Linked DNA regions of Homo sapiens: region 2 is linked to region 1. Evidence: chromatin loops called from intact Hi-C (ENCODE). Cell type or tissue: PC-9. All regions are shown on one strand.

What was found. Peaks named below come from ENCODE experiments on the same cell type or tissue, not always from the same donor. Only the 100,000 strongest peaks of a DNase experiment are listed, where the experiment ranks them.
Region 2: it touches region 1 in a loop (4-fold over the local background); 14 of 110 quality-filtered maps call a loop at or near these places.

The regions. Positions count from the first base shown.
Region 1 is chr9:21,250,209-21,255,208 of GRCh38, forward strand. No RefSeq gene overlaps it. Among named protein-coding and RNA genes, the nearest start is that of IFNA14, 13 kb to the left of the region's middle. In PC-9, a CTCF peak has its summit at 2,970 (motif pointing right); no DNase peak of the experiment used is centred here.
Region 2 is chr9:21,404,824-21,409,823 of GRCh38, forward strand. IFNA8 (interferon alpha 8) reads left to right here and starts at 4,294. Exons shown (of 1, transcript NM_002170.4): 1 at 4,294-5,000. The coding sequence starts at 4,354. The coding sequence ends at 4,923. In PC-9, no CTCF peak of the experiment used is centred here; no DNase peak of the experiment used is centred here.

The sequences.
Region 1 (5,000 bases):
AATCTCTTATCCTCTGTCTTTCCAACAAGTGGTTGAGTTTTGAGTGCTGAAAAAACGTTTTGTCAGATGGAAGAATATTATGCAGTTCCTATACAGAAGAAGTGAGGGCTTTTGAAGAGGTGATTACCAAAGACAGTCTGGCTGTAACTCCAAACTTAGTTCAGCTGCCCAACATGGTTGATTTTATTTAATTTCTAGCCTGATCCAATTAAAAGCCATGAAATACAACTTAGCAATGAAATAAATATAGCATTAAAATCAGCAGTAATTGACAAAGTGATAAAAGCATTAGTATTTTTTATCAGAAATAAAGGATGATCTTTGCTTGTCTTTTGGACTTGAATCCTCAGAAAGTGTACAAATCCTAACTTTGAATGTGCCTATTGAGTATAGAATACACTGACTGGAAAAAAGAAAAAAGAAAAAAGAAGAAAGAGAACTGACCCACCAATGCCTCTTTTCAATTAATGAAGTTAAATAAATACAATTCGGCAAAGATCTTTGCTGCCTTTAGAAGCTGTGATTCTTCAGCCAGGTGCAGTGCCTCACGCCTGTAATTCCAGCACTTTGGGAGGCCGAGGCAGGTGGATCACGAGGTCAGGAGATCAAGATCTTCATGGCCAATATGGTGAAACCCTGTCTCTACTAAAAATACAAAAATTAGCTGGGTGTGGTGGTGCATGCTTGTAATCCCACTTACTCGGGAGGCTGAGGCAGGAGAATCGCTTGAACCTGGGAGGAGGAGATTGCAGTGAGCTGAGATCGCACGACTGCACTCCAGCCTGGTGACAGAGCAAGACTCCATCTCAAACAAACAAACAAAAAACAAACAAAAGAATACAAAAAAAAGAGAAGAAGTTGTGATTCTTCAATACATGCATTATTGATATCTGTCCTGCTGGGAAGTCTCTGGCCCAATTGAAATGTACTCAAATACCTGCTGTGTCCCTTCTGTTCAGGCATTGTTTCATTTTTTACTGCCTTTAAGGAGGCTGCATTATGACTAGAATTTAAGAGATGCCTTGAATTGCATTGGCCCCATAAATAAGTTTGCCTGTAGTGTGAGAACTTGATGGGTACTAGGGAGGAAACAGGAGTTTGCAGCTGACACTGAAGTAACCCTGTCCCTTCCAATACTCTACAGGCTGCTGTAGTATCAGTGTCACCCATGCAGGGGACAGTGTTGGCCATGTCTCCACGGGAGCACTGTATGCTCTCAGCATCCACTTCAATCTTCTCTCCCTCTGATTTGAATATTCTGAACAGTTGACTCAGTGCTTCCATTGCTACTCCATTTTCTGAGGACCTTCCAGTCTTCTCTCCTCCTTCCAAATTCTAAAGCTGCTGCTGGCTCTGTCTTCATGTTTCATAATGTGGGCTTTGCTTTTTTCAACAAATGAGAGTCCTGAGCCTGGTGGAGTCTCTTCCTAGCGGAATCAGAATGTTGGAAGTCCCTAAAAAGAGGCACAAATGAGCTCCTGTATTCTTTACCCGCTCATTGGGTGTAGTGTTGTGGGCAGGACTCTCTCTATTTACTGTGTTTCTGTTCCCAGCAAAACATCCTTGACCTCTGCAGTGCTGAGCTTGCCAGGTAAGGGAAATCTAGGGGTGGTTACATTCTTTGGCCTCGTGAGCTCACAAAGCCCCGTTGTCTCCAGGTGGTACTGTATCATGATCTCTTGTATCTGTTCCAATGGAGTCAGGGCAGGGACTAAGCTTCCATGTGTTCCTCACCAGAGGAACTGTCCAGGGACTTGTATGAGGCAGGCTATAATAGGGCTCCTCTCTGCCAGCTCTGCCACTTCCTTTCATTGGGTCTCCAATACTTTAGAATATATAAAAAATTAACTTCTCGATATGTTCAGGATATAGTTACAGACATTTTTCAGGATAAGGTGACAATATGCAGCCACATCATACAATTTTTGCCCACTGAAATGATAAGCAACAAAAAACAAAAATAACATTAAAGAAATAAGAAGCTTAAAAGTAGTCAGGAATAAAAGGGTTTTTAATATATGAAAGGTGTTAAACCATCAAAGAGACAGAGGAGAGAGAACCAGGTATATTCAAAAGTGTTAATGTTTTCTTTCTGATCCTAAACTGGGCCCCCCACACTCAGTAGCTAATGAAAGAGAGGCAAAGAACAAATATATTGTAAAATATAACTTTGAATTTCCCAATTTCTCTCCTCTTCCATTTCAAAAGAGCCATATAAAGGTTGGGTCTGTAACTTGAGCAAAGAATTGAGAAATCTGTCCTAAGTTGAAGCCTCTTCCTACTAACCTAGCAATTCACACATGCTTCCTGGTTAACTTCTTCAAATACACCATTTCACAGATCACTTTAATGTTTCCCCAATTCTACCCAAATTGATACTTCTACTGGGTATCATTTGGCAAGAATTGTATCTTCTGATCCCTTTACAGATCTCTGTTCTCTCTCTTACTACTGAGTGAAAATAGAAGGGATGCAAGTTGAGTCATTATTGAAAATAACAGAGAATGTTCTCCTTATTATGAATGTAAGTGACATGATCTAAGGAATGAATTTGTAAAATTAGCAACTTACTATTAAGAAAGAGCTAATGTACCTTCAAACAGGAGATTTTAATGGATGTCCATTACAGTTCTACACCCACATTGGCAGGCTGTACTGAATCCTAGTGCAGCTCAATACATAAAGGAGGGATGAGTCAGGGGGCTGAAGTCAAGGGACACATTCTTACCCTTTCTCTCTCTACATAGCTGTCCACTGCCCAAAGGACATGTCCTGCTTGAAGCTGGGAGTACTTTCCTTCTCTATGATAAAAAAAATGAAGGAAATGGGCTTCTTCCAATATAAGGTTCAGCTCTTTCTGAGAAAGAGTCCTTTTTACCTATGAAGAAAATTCTGCAAAGGGACAGAATTCTTTATAGAAAAGAAAAGCTGACTCTCCACAGAGTTGGTGTATGTCTTTGTCATCATGGCCAGTAGGTGGCTGTCATCCTCTGTAAATAACTGAACAGCCTCCAGAGTAGAATAAATCTTGACATTTCCTTTTTCTTTAGAGAAAGTTACATCATTTTAACAAAAGTATTCATTCATTTCCAAAATTTTTCACCAGGAGGGAAAAAAAAAGACCTCTGATATGGATGTTTATGAAAAACCTAGAACTCTCACTTAACTTTTGCTTTTATTTGATGACTTTGTGCTCTTAGGGGAAAACTGACAGCCAAAAACCACAAGGGAACAGGAAGCAGCTGTACGAGTGGCAGTGCGGGTTGCTGGTGAGTGAATGAGGACAGCACGCTGGGATTTCTACACTGGAGAGGGAGGAAGCTATTGTGAGATGGGAGTGAAAGAATTGAATCCTGTAAGCAGAGAGGAAGGGAGAGTGTGGCAGGCATCAGAATCAGCAAAGAATGCTATAAATATAGATAGCTATAAAGCCCATGCTATTTATATATTATATAATATATAGTATCTGAAACAAGTATCAGTCTCTTAGACTGATATTCAATCTCCCAGACTTATATATAGTTAGTCTAGGAGGAGACTATATATATATATATATATATATATATATACACATACACACATCAGGCTACATTTCCCACTACCATTATCAAGAACTGCCAAAAAATGTATAGAGTACCAATTTACAGATATATTTATAATACATTAGTCTACGAGACTAATTCCTTTATCAGATATTTACAAGCTGTCACATTCTTATTGAATAAAAAATCAGTCAGACTTATCTTTAATGTCAAGTGTATCTAATATTCATACTTCTCTAAGACTGTCTTCAATTCTCTTTTTAGGCTCTCAGCATTTTCCAATCAGTTATAGAGAGGGATGGGAGAGTTGACTATTCTCAGATAGATCTATATGAATGAATGAGGAAATATCCATCATCTGTTAAGCCGTGACTCAGTGGAAGATAATCTGTTAAGTTCTTTTACATGTTTTAGTTTGTTTGATATTCACAACTCCTCTAGAAATCTTTCTACCTTACTTTACATCTTTAAAATTTGAGGCTCAGAGGAGTTAAGTAAGTTACCCAGGATCACAGACATGTCCTGGCAAAATATAGATTCAATGCAGAATCTTAAATTCCATGTTACAAGTAATTACTTAAGTTTTATATTTTGAAATTCAGATACAAATTAATCAAAAAATTGCACACTATTTTGCTTTCTGTTTTTTAGTCATAGCTGCTATTTTAGTATTATTTTTGACTGATTTCCATCCAAGTTTGCTCCGTACTTCAGATATTGGGGATGAGAAATGTTCTGATCTAGTTTCACTTTTCTATCTTATGGAGATTCCAAGACTGTTATATTCGTTACAAATTGATTATTTATTACTCCCTAAGAGTTTATAATTTTTATGAAATATCACCATACCTATAGTTTAATCTAATGTCACCATACCTATAGTTTAATATCACCATACCTGTAGTTTAATAACACCATACCTATAATTTAATCAGGATTAAAGGACACAGTGGAGAGGAATAACTCTTGGCATTTCTATCTCTACCAGAAATGGAGGAGTGTTTTATAATAACAGTGAAAGCAATTTGACAAAGGGTAAGATTAGGCAACCAGATTGTTAAAATATATAATATCTGAAATTATTTTACTATCATGGTAATAGGATTTAGGAGAAAGTTTGTATCAATTTTCAATAAAATGTTTATAGGGTGATAATCAGGCAATCTAGGTAGATATCAATATAAACTCTCATATAAGAAAGTAAAATCTTGATGGAATACAGGATTGACTTAAGATTTGGTTATAAAAAGAAAATTAACACAGTACAGGTTTCAGGTATGATGCATTAAGAAGGCTGGACCATGTCCTACTGCCTTTAACAAGTACAGAACTGTCAAAAAATGTATAAAGTACCAATTTACAGATATTGGATAATAGTCTACTCAGGGCTGTGACACAGGAGTAAAGAATAAAATAACTCCTTCAGTTCAAAAATTAACCTTTCTTCCTTCCAGAAAG
Region 2 (5,000 bases), 150 kb after region 1:
AATTATTAAAAATACAAACTTGAAAATGATTCTACAAGCAAGTGGCTGTTCTTTCTTTGAATATTCCACATAATTTTCAATGATAACTTCCAATGAAGAACCTTGAAGAATTTACAAATTATCTTTTGATGTATTTTCCTTTCAAATTATGTATCTAATATGTATTGGTAATATTCTTTCCACTGGTTTTATAGTGATTACTCTTTTTCATGAATATTGGCTGAGCTCCTGAAATGATAGGGACTGGGCCAAGATGCCAGGGAAAAAGACTAGATAAGATGACGTGTCTGCCCATAAGTATCTTATGGAGTCCTGATAAAATATTCTAAAGAGAAAATAGGTCAGATCACTAAAGGCAACATCTCAGACAGCAAAAAAAGAGAAAATTATAACCATGCCTAAGGGAGAATAAGAACACTACCAGGCAAAAACATCTGACCAAGGACTCAAAATCCAAAATCACGGTTTTTTCACCTGAAGTAGCACTTTGAATATTACATGCCAAATTTTGGAAATCAAACAGAAATGGACCTCACTATCACATGGAAAATGGATGGAGATAACAAGAAGCAAATGGTCATTCATCTATTTTTTGTACAAGGAGAATCTTAAAAAATCACTGGATAAGGCGACATAATTATCACATTATTTAAGACACACTTAAAAAAATGGAAGGCCAAACGGAAGGAGTAAAGGCATAGTTTGCTCCAATTCTAGGCCTGTTTTTAGCAAGTATCTTTCCACCTATGCAAACACGTTATTTTTTTCCAACCCCATTTCTTTAGTTCTCTCCATATATTGCCCATCATGTTTGCCCGGTTTCTCAAAACAAGTGGTAAAATTAACTCAGCAGCAAACTCTGCTGGCCTGCAACATAAAAGGCATCAACCAGCTGGCAAGTCAGGTGACTCAGAGACTTTGGTATCACAGTCCTCCTCCTATAATACACTGGACTCTCCTCATTTCTCCAGAAGACCTTCCATTCCCACTTTTAATCCTTTTAGTGAGCCCTTCTAGATGTGGTCTCCCTGAGCTCTGAGCCTTAGTTCATTGGTTTAGTTCTGATTTAGCTCATGTCTCTAGCTTGTCATTGCTTAGTCTTAAACTTGGGCTAAGATAGAAATCTAAGGCCTTACGGATATTTGAATAAAAGGATAGAAATATGCAGGTTTTTACGGAGTTGTTTATGGATATATTACTAGGGTGAACAAAGAGTTTTGCAACTACATTCAAGTTTATGAATATACATTCTCAAAAAAACAAAACTAGTATATAACATGTAAATAAATTGGGGCCCATCTTTATTATAATGTAACATATCAGGCATAAACAAATAGGGCTTTTCAGTGAGGGAGAGGGTGAAGGAGCTGAAAAGAAAGGCCGTGACCTTCTTTATGTAGAACTGTACTAAGAAAACATTGACCGGGGTCTAGAAACCAGCTCTGGGTCTTATGGCCAGAAATAATTCCCAGGGAACATGTAAGAAATGAGGATTTAGAGTCAGATGTTTTGGGTTCCAACTGTAGCTCCACAACTCAATAGCTCCCTGTGCTTCTGGGTTTTCCTTTTGTAAAAAAGGACAACAGTACAACCTGTCAGTGTCTGCTTTGGTCACTGATATCTCTAGCAACTAAGTAGGGATGGGCATATAGTAGATGTTCAATAAAAATGAAAATGAGGGTATTTCTCATTGAATGAAGTGAAAATAGTTTTTGTAAGTGCTAAGAACAATATCTGATTGATAGCAAACATGATAAAATTTAGCAACTTTTTATTCTTCTTATTAGTGTTATCATTATTGTCCTTTTAAGTCAAGATAAGTTTCCTTTGAGATCATCTATTCCCTGGCTTCTTGTTAGATAGATATATTAGTCAGAGTTCTCCAGAGGGACAGAACTAAGAAGATATGTTTATATATAAGAGGGAGTTTATTAAGGAGAATTGACTCACACGGTCACAAGGTAAAGTCCCACCATAGGCTGTCTGCAGGTTGAGGAGCAAGGAAGCCAGTGGTGGATCAGTCCGTGTCCCAAAACCTCCCAAGTAGAGAAGTCAACAGTGCAGCCTTTAGTCTGTGGCCAAAGGCCTGAGACCCCCTTCCAAATCACTGGTGTAAGTCCAAGAGTTCAAAAGCTGAAGAACTTGGAGTCTGATTTCAAAGGCAGGAAGCATCCATCAGAAAGATGAAGGCCAGAATACTCAGCAAGTCTCCTCTTCCATCTTCTCCTCCCTACTTAATTCTAGCCATGCTGGCAGCTGATTAGATGGTGCCCACAGTGACTGAGTGTGGGTCTGCCTCTCGCAGTTCACTGACTCAAATTTTAATCTCCTTTGGCAATACCCTCACAGACACACCTAGGAACAACACTTTGCATCCTTCAATTCAATCAGGATAACACTCAATGTTAACCATCACAACAGATAACATGCAATATACTGATCTTCTGAGTTTATCTGTCTACTAGTGGAGAACTTGAGATAATTATACTTGTCCATTCTACAGACAGAATATTGTGCTCTTACAAATTTGCCTTTCTGGTGCACAGTGTCTTATGTTTGGTTCATCACCCTCAACTGTCTAGTAAGGCTGAATTCACTAAAGCTGAAAACATCCCCTTGGACCAGTAATGATTACTTTTCTTTGAGCTCCTGCCCATTTGCTACCTTTGTTCTACATCTCTTGCACCATTTTGCTTCTGCTCTTCCTCACCCCTTAATGTCCATCTAATCTGGGCTGAATATCCAAGTTATATTTTGTTAGTTGTTTTTCTCCTTTGGGATGTTACTTCCATTCTTATGTTTTTATCACATTTAGTTATACATTTGTTTTCTTTTTGCTCTCATTTATTGGGATACAAAAAGCAACAACTTTTGCTTTCTGTGAAAAAGGAAATGAGAAAGATATCTGGTATCCTGCATGCTATGTACAACAATTGCACACCTCATTTACTTTATCATACTTAGATATTATTATTTACCTTAGGAAACAGATGGCTTTTTTTATTTTATAAGAATGAACTAGAATTGGGATGTCCCCAGGTTCTTTGGGAAATCTAAACATTAATGCAAAAATTGTTTTGAAAAATATAATTGATGTTTTCTCAATTGTGTATTCTCATTGGGGATGATATTGCTCCTAAGGGCACAAACCTTAGTTCTTGTGGTGTGAACAAATTGTAGATATTATATTCGTTTATGGCCCCTCAATGCAGAACTCTAAGACAACCCTATCCTGTAGTGTTTATTTTCTTTCACTTGGTTTTCTTATGTATTACATGAAAAGACTGATATTGAGTTCATGGAAGATACACAAAATGTATGTGAGATTAGTGTTGCAAACCAATGTGAAATAGATGGTTGTCACTGGTGGACTTTCCACTATGTGCTCAATCTCAGAGTCATACCATGTGATGTGGTCTCCATCGGCATATGAATGGGCTGCCATTGGCTGTCTTGGGTATGTAGCTTATGTTTGATCCTCAGTGCTTTCAAGTGTATTATACTCTTTTATACAAATGTTTTTATTTTATGATTAAATTGTATAAAACTTTTTCAAACATCACTACTTATAGGAAGTGCTGAAAAGAAAAATATGTTGACTATATCTGGATGAAAATCTAGCAGTTAGTGAAGGTAAAAATCATTTTCTATATGAAGCAAAGCTAAAAGTTAAGTATAATAAATTAAATGTTACAGGAATAATTTAATTTTAAATAGCCCCTTAGCAGTTTTGGGAGATTTTTAAGTATTTTTATTTTTTTGATATTACATATTTTATATAAGTATTTTTATTATATTGGTATTATATATTTTCATATATTATAACTTTGCATGTTTCACTTGATTCATTAATATTTATATAAGTATATATACTAGAAGTCACTCAGCAAATAACTTTTATAAAGTTAAATGCCAATAGCTTTTAAATTTAACTTTTGACATAAAATTTTTACTTATTCTTAATGCTGCATTGCATAAAAAAGTAAACTGTCCACTTTGTTTTCTAAAGCATGGATAGGAATGTAGTACATTCAAATATGTGCATAATATATCTGTGTTATTAAATTATCAGGAGGGGTTTACTTAGAAAAAAATTATCAAACAGGACTCTGGAGGTTGAGAAAGGGAATGCAGTAATGAAAAGAAAACTGGTTGAGAAACACTTTCCTAAGCCCATGTAGAGAGTACATAAAGGAAAGCAAAAACAGAAGTAGAAAAAAAAAATGCAGTAGCATTCAGAAAATGGAAACAAATATGTTCCCTATATAAGGCGGTGTACAAACCAAAGTCTTCAGAGACCCAGGTTAAGGGTCATCCATCTGAACCAGCTCAGCAGCATCCACAACATCTACAATGGCCTTGACTTTTTATTTACTGGTGGCCCTAGTGGTGCTCAGCTACAAGTCATTCAGCTCTCTGGGCTGTGATCTGCCTCAGACTCACAGCCTGGGTAACAGGAGGGCCTTGATACTCCTGGCACAAATGCGAAGAATCTCTCCTTTCTCCTGCCTGAAGGACAGACATGACTTTGAATTCCCCCAGGAGGAGTTTGATGATAAACAGTTCCAGAAGGCTCAAGCCATCTCTGTCCTCCATGAGATGATCCAGCAGACCTTCAACCTCTTCAGCACAAAGGACTCATCTGCTGCTTTGGATGAGACCCTTCTAGATGAATTCTACATCGAACTTGACCAGCAGCTGAATGACCTGGAGTCCTGTGTGATGCAGGAAGTGGGGGTGATAGAGTCTCCCCTGATGTACGAGGACTCCATCCTGGCTGTGAGGAAATACTTCCAAAGAATCACTCTATATCTGACAGAGAAGAAATACAGCTCTTGTGCCTGGGAGGTTGTCAGAGCAGAAATCATGAGATCCTTCTCTTTATCAATCAACTTGCAAAAAAGATTGAAGAGTAAGGAATGAGACCTGGTACAACACGGAAATGATTCTTATAGACTAATACAGCAGCTCACACTTCGACAAGTTGTGCTCTTTCAAAG